2 separate regions of the Homo sapiens genome follow, and region 2 is linked to region 1. Evidence: chromatin loops called from intact Hi-C (ENCODE). Cell type or tissue: adrenal gland. All regions are shown on one strand.

Region 1 (8,000 bases):
AAATATTAGTATAATGTTGTTCAGGTCAGCCAGCTGAGATGGAACGCTTCAGCTTTTGACACCGAAATGTTGAAAATAAAACTTAATTCTATGCTTAGAAAACCCTAAAGATTCTGCCAAAAGGCTCCTGGGACTGATAAATGAATTCAGTAAAGTTTCAGGATACAAAATCAGTGTACAAAAGTCAGTAGCATTTCTATACACCAATAATGTTCAAGCTGAGAGAAAATCAAGAACACAATCCCAATTACAATAGGCACACACAGAGAAAAATATCTAGGAATACATTTAACCAAGAAGGTGAAAGATCTTTTCAAGGAGAACTACAAAACACGGCTAAAAGAAATCAAAGATGACATATAAACAACTGGAAAAACATTCCATGCTCATGGGTGGGAAGAATCAATATCATTAAGGTGGCCATACTCCCCAAAGCAATCTATAGATTAAACATTATTCCTATCAAACTACCAATGTCATTTTTCACAGAACCAAAAAAACTTACTCTAAAATTCACAAGGAACTAAAAAAGAGCCCAAATAGTGAAAGCAATCCTAAGCAAAAATAACAAAGCATCGTATTACCTGACTTCAGACTATACTGCAAGGCTACAGAAACCAAACAGCATGGTACTGGTACAAAAACACATACATAGAACAATGGAACAGAATAAAGAGCCCAGAAATAAAGCTGCACATGTACAGCCATCTTATCTTTGACAAAGCTGACAGAAAAAAAGCAATGGGGAAAGGACTCCCTATTCAATAAATGGTGCTGGGATAGCTGGCTAGCCATATACAGAAGATTAAAACTAGACCCCCTACCTTTCACCATATACAAAAACTAAATCAAGATGAATTAATAATTTAAATGTAAGACCTCAAACTATAAGAGTTCTAAAAGAAAACCTAGGAGACACCATTCTCAGCATTGGTCTTGAGAAAGAATTTATGACTAAATCCTCAAAAGCAATTACAGCAAAAACAAAATTTGACAACTGAGACCTAATTAAACTAAAGGGCTTCTGCACAGCAAAAGAAACCATCAACAGAGTAAAGAGACAACCTACAGAATGGGAGAAAATATTCACAAACTATGCAGATGACAAAGATCTAATATATCCAGAATCTATAAGGAACTAGATTCAATAAGCAAAAACCAATTAACCCATTAAAAATGGGCAAAAGAAGAATGAAGGAGATGGAGAAGGAGAAAGGAGAAGAAAAAAGAAGAAAAAGTAAAAAATAAAAAATGGGCAAAAGACATGAACAGACACTTCTCAAAAGAAGACATACAAGTGGCCAACAAACATAAAAAAATGCTCAACATCACTAATCATCAGAGAAATGCAAATTAAAACCACAACGAGATACCATCTCACACAAGCCAGAATGCTTATTATTATAAAGTCAAAAAACAACAGATACTTGCAAGGCTGCAGAGAAAGAAAGGCACATGGAGTTGCATGTTCATTGCAGCACTATTCACTATAGCAAAGACATTGAATTGACCTAGGTGCCCATCAATGGTGTCATCCTCTTTCCATTGTTGTTCCTGTTCTGTTTCTGACCCTGGTCTGAGTGACTTCTCATGGGTTGTCTCTCTCCCAAATTATTCTTCTGTGGCCTTTGCAGTCCTGCCTGTGGTAAAACAAATTATGCAATTTTCCCAAGAGCTCAACACGTCATTCCCTCCTCCCTGTGGCCAGGTGCACACCTGCTTCCCCCCGGGCACTCTGCCTCCTGGGTGCCCCTGTGCCACGTCCACTTCTCCCTCTGGGTGCAGGCAGGCCTAGCCTACTCCAGCTCCCAACCACTCCTTTCTTACCCTATTTCTACTTGCATGCCCAACCCTCCCTTCTTGGTGATTTATGCAGTCGTAACACTGCTATTTCCACTCTTGCTGCCTCAATAGGGTGTGTGTGCATGTGTGTCTGCTCACACTGTTCACCTCCCTCTGCTCTCTCCCCTCCTCCACCCTCTCCCACCCAGTCCCGTTCTCACCCTGGGACATTTCTTTGCCCATGTGACAGTCCATCCACCTCCTAAGACCTTGGGTGCCTCCATGCCAGGAACCGGTGCCCCCTTTTCAGTTCAACCCATCTGCCTTCGTGACCACACTGGCATAAGTCACAGTTGAACCTCCTCTGCAATGGTAAACTTTAATCTCACCATCTGATTTTGTCCACTGTCTTTCCAGACTTTTCTGTCCCTTATTCTTACAGCACCACTTTTTCTTTTAAGACTTGTAGTTCCTTTGTTGTCTCCCTCCTGGCTTCACATTTTCCCTGGCCAGCTCAGCCCAGTTCCCTCATGTCAGCCATTCTCTTGCCAGGATCTTCAGTCCGTTGCCTCCCTGCTATCCTCTCCCCATCCATGCCCACCGCAATCCCAGCTCCTGACTAATGCGTATTCACTGCCTACCTTCTCTACCCCAGGTGCCAAGCACTGCTGAGTAGGAACCATGAGGCCTTGCAGATAGCTGTGGCCCTGCAGATGCACAGCCTCAGCGTGCAGGCATTGTCTGGCCGTCCTTCTGTGTTGTTAGTCTGGGCTCTCCCTGCTCCCTAGGAAAGCAGGTCTATGCTGGCAGGCATCTTTCCTCCCACCTGAAGCTTTCAGTCCCTTACTGCATGTGGTGAGACCTTCCACTGCCCCCTGCAGACCATCACTCAGCACACCTCTTCCTGCCTCTTTCCCCTGTGGTCCTGGAAGAAGTGTCCCTTCTCTCCAGCCTCCTGCACCTGTGCTCTGCATCCTTTCCATTCCTGCCTTTCTAGAGATCTTACTCCATCAGTTATCTCAGGGCCTGCCTGTAAGCTGACGTTTCTTCTCTTTTGAACATTTCCTTTTAGAGCCCGGCGATGTGGCTCATGCCTCTAATCCCAGCACTTTGGGAGGCCGAGGTGGGTGGATCACCTGAGGTTGGGAGTTAGAGACCAGCCTGACCAACATGGAGAAACCCCGTCTCTACTAAAAATACAAAATTAGCTGGGTGTAGTGGTGCATGCCTGTAATCCCAGCTGCTCCGGAGGCTGAGGCAGGAGAATCGCTTGAACCCGGGAAGCGGAGGTTGCGGTGAGCCAAGATTGCGCCATTGCACTCCAGCCTGGGCAACAAGAGCGAAACTCCATTTAAAAAAAAAAAAAAAAAAAGAAAAAGAAAAAGAAAAAGAAAAAAGAAAAGAACATTTCCTTTTAGAATGCAAATATGCTTAAGTCTGTTCCATCTTTATGAAAAAATAATGTCCCTTGGTTCTGCATTTTCCTCCCTAACTCATCTCCTTAGTCCAGACTGGCTTCTTGAAATTTTAGACTGCATTTTCTCTTTCTGGATTTTTCCAACCTTCTTTCCCACCTCCAGCCTCCGCAACCTGACCTTTGGGTCAGTTCATCCAGCTCCTTAACTGCCTTAACCTGTGCCATTCTGTGTGGTTACGTGTGGGTGTATTTTGTCTCTCGGTGAAATTGTGATCTCCTGGAAGCCTGACTTGGGTTTCTTTCTTCTTGTTTTAGTTCCTCTCTGCCCTCTGGTTCCCGGGAGAGGTTCGTATTGTTTGCTGTGCTTTTACCTGCGCTGCCTCAGTAAGCCCTCCACTGCTTCCCCTCACTGTGTGGAGGCACCTCCCTGACTCTTAGTTGATTTAACTGAAAACAGCAGATAATATCACCTACTTCTCAGGGATTTTCCTGAAGAATTCCACATCGTGTATATCAAGTGTCCAGCGTACTACAGTGCCTGGCATATAGATGACTTGCTTAAATACAAGCGGTTCTCAAAATCACTCTTTCTCTCGTCCCTTGCTTTTCCCACTGCCTTTTCTCAGCCCCTCTTGGTAGCCCTGTGTGCTCTGACCACCGACCCCCTGTTTATTCAGAACACTAGCCCAGCCTGGCCTCGGCAGACCTTGTCCTTGCCACAACTTGCCTTGGTTCGACCACAGTCCTCTATCCTTCCAGCCTGGCCTGCCCACGGCGGGTGTTCCTGTCTTAGTCTCCCGATCTGCACTTAAGAGTGGGTGCCCAGCGGGAAACCCACTGTCCTTGGAGCAGAATCCTTAGTGGGTCACGTTGTTCCCAGCCTCCTCTCTCCTGCCTGATGACTCACCAACTTTATTCACGATGAAAACAGAAGTGGTTCCTCATTTCATCCCCTTTCTCTCTAAACAAGGCACAATCGTGGCGTTCCCACCTCCCCCCACTTTCTTGTCCTGCTCTACCTCCTTCCCCTCTTCATAGCTATTATTATAATCTAGTATGATTTCAGAAAGAAAGACTTTATGTCCTGAAAAGGAAATTCCAGCCTTCTGCAGGATGATAAGGTTGCATTTATTTTTGGGAGGGGCTGGGGGTTGTTGGAGGAACAGAGGCACCTTCCTGGTTTAACCTCCTAATTGTCCTAGAAACAAGACAGCCTTATTTGAACACATTCCTATTCTCTCTTTGTCTTCCTTACTTGAAATCTGAGTAAAGGGAATTCACCCTACCCCAAATTTAAGTTCTTCACCTATGCCTGAATTATATTTTAAAAATGGAATTTTTCTATCTATGCCTATACATTAAATAGAATCTGAAAGACGTGCACATGTGCATTTTGTTTTTGATAGGTGCATTTTGTTTTTGATAGTCTGAATTTGTATTTAGCCCTGCAGGTGCAGGAAGATTGTTCTGTGGAAATTCCTATTTGTTAAAACTCCTTGTGAAACTTTGAGATACCCAGAAGCTTTCCAGCCAGAAGAGTTTAGTCAGATACCAAGTGTTTGTGCTGTGAACATGGTTCCAAATTACTTGACAGTCACTGAGAATACTATCACTGTTTTAATATAGATGCTTCTTAGTACTTTAAATATTAATCATAAGCCAAATGATGACCATGTCTGGCTTTTTAGTACTTTTATAAAATGCAGTGAAATACTTTATGCATTCTGATATGCTTGGAACCAAATTATAGCCTGAGTCTGTGTCCTCTTTTCAATTGCCTAAACTGTTTGCTTGTCTACCTATTCTTTTTTTTTTTTTTTTGCCTTTTATATGTATTTTGTTGCCTTCAGTTTTAAGGTAACTTCACTGGTATTTAACAGTACTCCCAGGGGGAAAAAAAGCATTTTTTGAAAGAATACTGTGTGCATTATATTGAGATGTTTGGTTGGAGTTTAAATCACAAGGCATATCGAGACGAAAGAAGGAACTGTATTTTAAAAATAGAGTGTGGCCTTGTGACATGAAGTCATTTAAGATGATTAATTGCTGGGGCTCTGAAGGGCAGAAAGAATTCCCATTCATGCTCATTTCCCGTAGTTTCTAAAGGTCTAAGTTCTGGGGCAGAATTGAAGATACATCCTGATGTGGTTCAGATGCTTTTCCTACATTTAGAATCTGTGTCTCTGAAATGGTGATTGAAAGTACCAGGGTTGCTGGGAAATAGTTGAGCAGATCTGAAGTCTGGAACCAGACAGTCAGATCAGGACTGCTTTTTAGTTCCTGGTAGGGGTATGAAGCACTTGTAACAGGCTGCTTATCTGCAGTTCCAGCTGGAAGCTGAATGTCAAGTTCAGAGCTCTTCAGAAGGAGGAGGAATTAAAGAGGAAAATGGTGGCATTTGGAATCAAGGGTAGACACGACTTCTTGTTTAGTTAAAGGAAATATGTATTAGAAGTATCCTTGTCTATTTTCTCTGGGAAGAGTTTAGTCATTGGGGGAAAAATATGTGAGTTTATTGTTTTAGACACTAGACTCAGGATTTGTGGAATCAGTTCGGTGATGGCCAGTGAATTATCAAACAATTTGAGAAGTTATTTTAAAAAGTTCTTTCTGTGCAGTCCTGTATTATGAATGGTGTGGGTTCTTTTTCTTTGTTCATAAATGATCTTTGCTGGTCTAAGGTTGCCTAGACCTAGTAGTGTTTTATCTGCTCCGGTACGTGCTTTGTTTTTGTTTCTGAGACCGTAATTCAGTCAGTGGTTAGGATGCACATTAAAATGTTTATTGTGCAGCCAAATTTCTTACTATTAGTAGCTTCTGGGGAAATGAGGATTTTGCAATTGAAATTCTAGCAGAATGGATTCACAGAAAGCCAATAAGAACTGCATTCACTTAACTTATTAAAGTATATTTTTGTTGAGCCCTGAGTTCTGTTTCTCTATTTGAAGAATGCCTCTTGCTACAATCTTGGCAGCAGTTTAGGATTCTAAGTTCAGAATTAATCTATGAAAAATGTTCAAAATAACAAGGAAGTAGTCTCTAAAATGAAAGTTTAAAAATACACAATCAGCCATCCTTCACTGCCATCTTAACTGCAGCTTTGTAGCAAGTTCTGTTTAATTATGTAGGTGATGATTTTCCCCATCAGCCAAACAAATAGATGGCAAAAAAAAAAAAAAAAAAAAAAAGGTGTCACTTTGAAAAAGCGGAATTTGAAGCATGCCTTGCTGCTTGGCCTGTATCCCCATGATGAACAACTGCAGTGAACTGCTGTGTTCTGCTTACTGAAGGCTTCCAAATGTGTATTATTATTTAGTCAGTGGGTTGATTAATGACAAATCCCCTTGAAGGGTAGCCATGTGGCTCTTAATCTGTTTTTGGGTCTTAGACCTCTTTGAATATCTAATGAAAGCTATTGATAATATCCTCAGGGAATTAGGGTATCCTTAGGGAATAATAATATCCTTGGGGAAATGCTTATATCCATTTGCACCCAAAATTTTGTATAAAATTCAAGAGGATTCTAGAACGCCCGAAGACATCATGAACCCCACTCTGACTCCACTATTAAAAACAGCTATATTAAGGTGTAGTCTGAACAAGAATAGAAAAAGAGCAAATGTGTACATGTGGTGAGTGTGTGCGTGTATTAGTGTATATAATATTTTAAGTTCTCTGTTTTCTGTGATTAAAACAAGAGAAAGCCAGAAGAAAATCTAACATTCCTGCTAAGTGCCACTGTTAACTCAGGTAAAGATCATAAAGTTTCTCAAGGAAAAAGCAAGGAAGGAGCTTCATAACCTCTCATAGTCTTCCATTGTCTTGCAGTAAATAGACTTTTATGATGAAAAGATTTATTGCAAGATTCCTGGAAGAACATTGGAGCTGTAATAATGCAACAGAAGGTTGGAAGGATGCAGCCTGTGGTTGTCCATGAGCTTCCCATGAAGTCTTTGAAAGTGTTGGTAGATATCATTCCCATTATCAAGGTGAAAATTAGCATTATGGAAAATTTGACAATTTATTTCAAGCCTGAAATGTGGGCACCACCTTAAAATCCTCTGCCTCCCTTGTCCTCTGCCTCCAGCCAGGCATCAGGCACTGCCCATTTTACCCCCTAAGTATGTACTGAATCTGGCCACTTCCCCCATTCCCAGTCCTACTTGCACTGGCTGAGGTCCTCATTATCAGTTGTCAAGGCTGTTGCAACTTTCTAAATGTAATAGAACTTGGGAGTTAAGTGCACAGGCCAAGGCCTGAATTTGAATTCCAGGTTTTGTATTGACCAGTGTGCAAACAGAGCAATTTGTGAACAACTGTGAGCCTTAGTTCTTCATGTGTGAAATGGGGATTGTCATAGTTCCAATATAGGGTTTTTTGTTTGTTTGTTTGTTTGTTTTGAGACGGAGTCTTGCTCTGTTGCCAGGCTGGAGTGCAGTGGTGTGATCTTGGCTCATTGCAACCTCCACCTCCCAGGCTCAAGCGATTCTTCTGCCTCAGCCTCCCGAGTAGCTGGGACCACAGGTGCACACCTCCACACCCAGCTAATTTTTGTATTTTTAGTAGAGACGGGGTTTCACCACGTTGGCCAGGATGGTCTTGATCTCTTGACCTCATGATCTGCTCGCCTCGGCCTCCCAAAGTGCTGGGATTACAGGCGTGAGCCACCGCACCCGGCCCCAGGGGGTTTTAAGGCTTAAGTAGTTGACTTAGACACTGTACATGGCATATGGCAGATTCTTAATAATTGACAGATACTTAAAGCCTTTTTAACGTCTTCTACTTCTAGTCTTGCCACCTT
Region 2 (8,000 bases), 230 kb before region 1:
GGGCACTGATCTTTTAATCAAGAAAGCAACCTCCCTCCCCAAGTAGCAGATAGACAAGGAAGGTTCCAAGGGTTTGCATACAGTGTGAAATCACAGAGCCTAGAGCCATACATAAGCCTATGGGTTGTTGCCAAGGCCTGAGAGATGTTGCTAAGGATTTCTCTTTTTGAAGCCACAGAGGAGGAAAAGGAGGAATCATAATACTGAAAGATTAGTGAGATGGCTACCAGATTCTGACTTAGACCAGAGATTCTTAAGTGGAAATGTATGCGTCCCCAGGAGGGAGAATCAAAAAGTTTCAGATCCTGTAGCTCATAGAGTGACTTAAAAATCCTTCAATAATTTCCTATTGCTTTAAAAATAAAATCCAAACTCTTTATCACGACCTCCAGGGCTGAGCATGAGCTGGCTCTAAACCTCTTCCCAGCCTCATCTCTCACCTACAGCCTGAATGAAATGAGGCTCACTGTCTGTCTTCTGCCTGACAATTCTGACAAAACCCCACCCCTCCCTCCTTCAAAACTCGTGACTCTTTCTGTGCCATTTCACTCTCACCCTTGGGTCTGGGCTTGTCACTTCTCCCAGGGGATTTCTCTAAACCCTCCTCAAGGTGGCCTCCCTAATTACCTACTTTCTTATCACCCAGCAGTTGTTACACCTGTAATTATTTGGTTTATTCATTGTTCTATCTTTCCCCATTAGAATATTTATTCATTCCAATAGTTATTCATTCAAACTATTTGTATCGAGCCTACCATGTGCCTAGAACAGTGTTTACTTAGGATTTATCAGTGAACAAAACAAAGTTTCTCATACTCAGGGACCTTACCTGAGAGACAGGAGAAATGTATAATAAATAAGTAACACACCTAATATGTCCGATGATGACATTTGCTATGGAAAATGTGAAGCAGGGAAGGTCAGTACAGAGGGCTGGGGGTGGGGGGAGTTGCAATTTGATCAGATTTTGTAACATTTACCACTCTAACAACCAGAGCCCAGCCTGGTGTGAGGCATGGTGTAGCTGTTGCACAAATGTCGGGGAGGGAAGGAGGAAGGAAAAGCAAATTCCCAACCTGGGGACATTTCCACCACATACGTGATCATAGTCACATACTAGAGGAATGTGGGTGAGGGGAAAAAGTTGAGAGCCACTGCCTTAAATTTCATTGTTTGTAGGCTGGGCACAGTGGCTCATGCCTGTAATCCCAGCACTTTGGGAGGCCAAGGAGGGCAGATCACTGGAGGTGAGACCATCCTGGCCAACATGGTGAAACCCTGTCTCTACTAAAAATACAAAAATTAGCTAGGCGTAGTGGCGGGCACCTGCCATCCCAGCTACTTGGGAGGCTGAGGCAGGAGAATCACTTGAACCCGGGAGGCGGAGTTTGCAGTGAGTCGAGATTGTGCCATTGCACTCCAGCCGGGGCGACAAAAGCAAAACTCCGTCTCAATAAACAAACAAACAAACAAACAAACAAAAAAACAAACAAACTTCATTGTTTGTAAACTCACTTCTATGCACCCCACTGAAATACAATGATTTGTGTGCTAAAGTTTCTCTGCTTTTTATGAGGTTTCCTTCGTTATATGCTAGGATTGCTTCCAAGACTCACCAGACAATATGATAGTAAATATTCACATCAAATCTAGGCTGCATTTTGATTTAAGGCATATTAAAATAGAGGAAAATGTTGATCTTCTAATCAAGAAACAATTTTAATTACAGGTAATCAATGGAGAAACCATGATTTTCATTTGGATTTCAGCCAAAGCACTTGCCTTGTAATTCAGCCCCTCAGAAACTCTTGCTGCCTTGCAGGCAGTAAACAGTCCATAGAGGAAAAAGTGCTCATGGAGGGAGAGGCAGGCTTGGATGCTCTATGTGGAAACTCCAGAGGGCTAACAGCAGAGGTTGAAGAGTTCCAAGGCGCTGCTAAGACCGCCTAAGATGCTACATAGGAACCCCACTACTGCAACAAATTTTTCTTGTAGCGGGGAGTTTTAGATATTAATCTCTGAAGAGAAACTTGTACAAGGAGAAATGTCCATTATCGAGAAATTCCAGTGTATTTTGCATTTAAAATGTCCTGTTCCTATTTAAAACTAGTGGATCATCTCCAGAAATGTGTGTGATAAATAAGCCAACAATAACTCTCCCTCCCTGCCAAATGCCACATTAACAATGAAACCATTGATTTGCTCCTAGAACAAGTATGCTTTGTTCACCTGGACGAGAAACAAACTGACTACAGAATGTATTTTCACATGACAATGTTGAAAAATCCAGTGATTATTGCTCAGGGTCAAAACTTGTTATAACAAGCTCTGAGAGAATGCTGTCAGGGTTTGTGTGTCCTACAATTTGGTTGTATTGAATATTGCTTTTAATATGCCATTGCTATTGGCCTGGGAATCGTTCGGTGTAATGGAATTCAGCTTGTAGTTCCTTTAGACTTCTTAATTATTCATGCAAAATAGAGAAGGCTATTAATTATTCAATTAATCCCCCTCTGTGGGAAAATGCTATTTGGATTCTTATTATGCATTTTAGCTACCTAGTTAGACGTAATTAGCCAAATAAATGATAACTTTCGGTTTCCCAGGAACCTTTTATGCATAGTCTTAGTCTCAAGAATAGATTTCTAAATATACTATTATTTACAACAAAATTGCTAAAGTCAGAGTCTAGTAGTGCACTGATAATAAAAAGTGAGTGTGAGGGGAGATACTCTTTTATAGACTATAAAGGCTGAAAAGTCACCCACCTTTATTTATTCCCAGGCTTAGCCAAGCTTCCACATTTTTCCACCTACCCAATCAATCAATAATGCTACAATAATTTAGGAGGTCGTTATAAATCATCTGTAACATGTCCAAACTTTTTATTCCTGAGTAAATACTTGAACTGGGCTCCTGTTGCATGCCATTTCACAATGCTCAAGTTCTGCCTCTCTGAGGACGCTGACAGCTTCTCGCAGGTGCAATCTCACACCTGTGCACGCCTCTTCTTTCTTGCCTTTGGGTGTGATGGCGGCTGCCATGCAGGAGGCACCTTGGAGCACATTCTGGTATTTGCACCTGCATGATCATAACGTGGGGTCCAGCCTCCAATTCCCTGGAGAAGACAGTTCTGAGACATATTTCAAATGGCTCTTCAGAAGATCCAGGCTGGACAGAGCATTGACTGCCTGCCACGGTACCCCATTGGACAACACCTTCTTAATGCAACTTTCCCTCCTTCCCTGTTCTATGCCTCTGTCCCACAATCCTGTCCCTTCAAATAAACAGTCCATTTGTAAGCCTTCATCTCAGGCTCTGCTTCGTGGAGCAACCCAACTGCACACCACTATTTGGCTTATGTCTTTCTGACCAAACAAATATATCATTTTCCCTTCAAAGTCAAAACAGATACAATCAGAATAGAAAACCACTAAGCTAACAAACAGCCTCAGCAAAGTGCTAAGAGTGACTTCAAGAATCAAAAAAGAGGCTGGGCGCGGTGGTTCACGCCTGTAATCCCAGCACTGCGGGAGGCGGACGTGGGCAGATCACGTGGTCAGGAGATCGAGACCATCCTGGCCAACATGATGAAACCCTGTCTCCTCCAAAAATACAAAAATTAGCTGGGCATGGTGGCGGGCGCCTGTAATCCCAGCTACTCGGGAGGCTGAGGCAGGAGAATTGCTTGAACCCGGGAGTCGGAGGTTGCAGTGAGCTGAGATCACTCCACTGCACTCCAACCTGGTGTCAGAGCGAGACCCCGTCTCAAAAAAAAAAAAAAAAAAAAGAAGAAGAAGAAGAAGAAGAAAAAAATCAGAAAAGACGGACCATAGGGGAAGTCCTGGTCCTTTCTTCACCTGGTGAATATGATTGTGCATTTGCCAATCCCAGGCTGTCTGCCAGGGCAGGTACGTGGGGAATGTGAGCTGCTGCAGCCCTGCCACGCTCTCCCAGGCATCTCCACACAGCCAGTAAGTCTAGGACGGGTTGGAGTCTCACCTACAGGGCATGTGATTCTGTATATTGTTACCTTTATTGGATCATACACTCACAACAAAATAATAATTCTCTTCTTACAGTACTTAGAGCAATCATAATGTTTCCTCTGTGTGAGGTCCTGCCTGGCTGAGTCACCTACGCCAGACGGTGGCGAGTAACCCTTCAGACGTCATGTTTCTCCCAGCTTTCTTCACCAGCAAGAGTTATTTTGGCCAACCAGCCATCATTGGTCCCTGCCAGGAGGTCTGTAAGGCGGTCCTTGGGTGGGGCTGGGCCGACCCCGCAGGACCTCCCTGCAGGCCCTTCCCTCGTGAGCCAGCAGATGGTGCTGAGGCAGCACGGGACCCAGGACTGGGGCGGCCACGCACTTCCCAGGGAGCGAGGGTGAAATGCGATTCCTCCTTAGACGCTAAGCAGGGAGTGAATTGTGTAATCCTTAGTATTTCACACTTAAAATCTCCAGGGAATTTGTCTTGAACTAATTTCCAGCATTATTCATCCCAAAAGTTCAAAACCATTTCAAGGTTCTTGGATAACCTATGAAGCCAGAGGCCTTGTCTTGTTTACCCTTGTATGCCTGAGACCTAGCATGAGGCCTGGCACTTAGTAGGAGCTCTAGAAATGCTTCTGAAATGAACAAAGCATCTGCATAGATTCAGAAGGGCAAAAGTGGCTTGTTCAAAGCCACAGCCACAACCTTTAACCTGCCCTGGGCTTAAACCCAGTACTTCCGAAGTCCTGTCTGCTACTGTACCCTATCTGCCTGCAGTTTTCAGAAGAGCTGAATTATTGTCTTTATTATAGTTTATGAACATTTTTAAAGTTTTTCCTACATATGAATTTAACATATAAACCAGTGAGAAATTTGGATTCCATGTACAGAGAAATTCACTTTACAGGGATGTCTGTTTATTAATACATATGTGCCATATTTAATTGAAAGGGACAACTTCACATTAAGGTTCAAAAACTTCAATGTCTTTCTATTTAAAACTTCAGTATGGTATCATTATGCACAGGAGGAGAATTGCCTGATGGTAAAACTTCACTTCTCCAACAGCAGTGAAGATACAATAAGCCAATTCAATTTTTGTAGACCTCAGTGTATTTTTAGAAAATGTTAACCATTTTGAATCGGTAGCTTTCTTAAATGTGGCATGTATTTCTCATCAAGAAAAACGTGGAATAGAATTAAACTGATTCGTTATGGCTGAGCATCCTTTCTGTGTAGTGACAACCTTTGGGGCTACAGAGGCCATGTTTGACACCCTGTTTGCTCTACCCTATTGTCTCAATCCTGTTTTGATAAATAAACAACTCTGGGCTGCCTTATTGTTTCTGTTGCTTGTTTCTGCTTGCGTAGGTTTCTTTTTCTTCTCTTCAGCATCATGCTGTCTGCTCTTCTCCCCACTGTCTCTTTTTCATGTCCCTATGTCCAGTGCCCTTCACTGACAGTCAACCAAAGCCACACACAGCAAACCACTCCTAATCCACTGTGGTTTGTTTATAAGATGCAAATATTGGTAAAACTAGAAGAAGAGTAACATCTAAAACTGAGTGTCTTGCATTAAAACACAGTGCGAGAAATGTTGATAAGATTGTTAGCATGCCATACGTGATCTTTGAGACTTGGACTCGGATTACCTATTTTTGGAGCTCACAGGCTTTTTATTATATTTCCCTTTTTTTAATAGGAGGGTAGGATGGGGAGGGGGAAGGGTTAGGGGTCAAGAAGGGAGAAGGAGGCTAACTGTGTTTTATGTAGTGAGAATGCTGATGAACAACTTCCAGCTCTGTGAAGTTTTCATTTTTCTTGTTTATTGTGATTAATGTGCTTTACTTGTCCATTTAGCTGGTTTTTAAAAGTTTCATGTAAATATTTTTATTTTCATTTTATTATTTTTTAAAATAAATTTTATTGTGTATATTGGAGGTTTACAATTGGATATGGGATACATATAAATAGTAAATTGGTTACTAGAGAGAAACAAATTAACATAACTATCATCTCACATAGTTACAATATTTGTGTGCCAAGAGCAGCTAAAATCTACTTATTTAACAAAACTCTCTAATACAACGTACTTTTATTACCTATAGTCCTCATGTTACACATTAGATCTCTACCCTTGTCCATCCCACGTATCTGCTATTTTGTATCCTTTGACCTACATCTCCCAATTTCCTCCCACTGGTTACCACTGTTTTGTTCTCTATCTCTGCATATATGACCTTTCTGTTTTCTTAGATTCCACATATAAGTGAGATCATGCAATATTTTTCTTTCTCTGTCTGGCTTATTTCACTTCACATAATATCCTCCAGGTTCAACCATGTTGTGGCAAATGGCAGGATCTCCTTCTTTCTAAGGCTGAATTATTCTGTTGTGCGTGTGTTGGAATATTACAGTTTCTTTATCCATTCATCCGTTGACAGTTAGGTTGTTTTCATACCTTGACTGTTGTGAATAATGCTGTAGTGAACATAAGAGTGCAGGTATCTCTACTAGCGGGTGATTTAATCTCCTTTTAGTATAGGATTACTAGGTCATATGGTATGGTAGTTCTATTTTTAATTTCTTTAGAAACCTCCATACTGTTTTCCATAGTGGCTGCAGCAATCTACATTCCCACTAACAATGCATAAGTGTTCCCTTTTCTCCAACCCTCCCAACACTCTCTCCATTTGTTACCTCTTGTTTTTTTGATAATAGCCATCCTAAAGGGTGTGGGGTGGTATCTCATAGTGGTTTCAATTTGCGTTTTTTTTCTTGTTTTATTTATTTATTTATTTTGTTTGTTTGTTTTTCTGAGACAGGGTCTCACTCTGTTGCCCAGGGTGGAGTGCAGTGGTGCGATCATAGCTCACTGCAAACTCCCAGGCTCAAGCAATCCTGTTCTATCCTGCTATATTGCCCAGGCTGATCTCGAACTTCTGGGCTCAAGTGATCCTCCTGTCTCAGCCTCCTCAGTGACATGCGCCACTGTCAGGGCACTATTTCTGAATCAGGTTATTTGTTTTCTACTATTGAGTTTGATTTCTGATCGATTTTGGATATGAACCCCTTATCAGATGCATGGTGTCCAAATATATTCTATCATTCCATAGATTGTCTCTTCACCCTGTTGATTGTTTCCTTTGCTGTACAGAAGTTTTTTAAATTTTGATGACATCGCATTTATTCGTTTTTGCTTTTGTAGCCTGAGCTTTTGGTGTATTGTCAAAACAACAACAACAACAAACAAAACCTTTGCCAATGTCAATATCAAGGAGATTTTCCCCTATGTTCTCTTCTGGGAAATTTGTGGTTTCTTGTCCTATATTTAGGGTTTTTTTTTTTAACTTTGAGTTGATTTTTTTATGTAGTATAAGATAAGAGTCCAATTTCATTCTTTTGCATGTAAAAATCCAGTTTTTCCAGCACCACTCATTTATTTTTTAATTTTTAATTTTTTTAACTTTTATTTTAGGTTCAGGAATACATGTGCATGTTTGTTACATAGGTAAATTGCATGTCACAGGGGTTTGTTGTAAAATTATTTTGCCTATACAGGTAGTAAGCATAGTACCTGATAGGTAATTTTTTGATCCTCACCCTCCTACCTCTTTCCACCCTAAAGTAGCCCTTGGTGTGTGTTGTTCCATTCTTTGTGTCCATGTGTACTCAATGTTTAGCTCCAACTTATAAGTGAGAACATGCAGTATTCACTTTTCTGTTCCTGTGTTAGTTCACTAAGGATAACGGCCTCCAGCTCCATTCACGTTGCTGCAAAAAACAGAATTTCATCTTTTTTATGGCTGTGTAGTAGCCCATGGTATATATGTACCACATTTTTTTTATCCAGTCTACTATTGATGGGCTTTTACGCTGATTCCATGTCTTTGCTATTGTGAATAGCCTAGTATCTTCATTTATTGAAGAGACTATCCTTTTCCCATTGAGTCCTCATTTACCTGACTTTTAACTTTAGTAAGCTCTTGCCTAAATATTTTGGAAG

Evidence for each region. A loop is a pair of places that touch in the nucleus more often than their neighbours do. Peaks named below come from ENCODE experiments on the same cell type or tissue, not always from the same donor. Only the 100,000 strongest peaks of a DNase experiment are listed, where the experiment ranks them.
Region 2: it touches region 1 in a loop (2.3-fold over the local background); 2 of 110 quality-filtered maps call a loop at or near these places.

The regions. Positions count from the first base shown.
Region 1 is chr18:6,252,800-6,260,799 of GRCh38, reverse strand. All of the region lies in intron 5 of L3MBTL4 (L3MBTL histone methyl-lysine binding protein 4), which reads left to right. L3MBTL4-AS1 (L3MBTL4 antisense RNA 1) reads right to left here and starts at 4,056. Exons shown (of 3, transcript NR_110765.1): 1 at 3,927-4,056; 2 at 2,004-2,146; 3 at 1-1,640. In adrenal gland, no CTCF peak of the experiment used is centred here; a DNase peak (open chromatin) is centred at 4,009; H3K4me3 peaks cover 2,598 bases; H3K27ac peaks cover 3,605 bases.
Region 2 is chr18:6,479,072-6,487,071 of GRCh38, reverse strand. No RefSeq gene overlaps it. Among named protein-coding and RNA genes, the nearest start is that of LINC01387, 28 kb to the left of the region's middle. RefSeq lists an enhancer at 4,366-4,425. In adrenal gland, a CTCF peak has its summit at 4,287 (motif pointing right); DNase peaks (open chromatin) are centred at 4,231 and 4,633.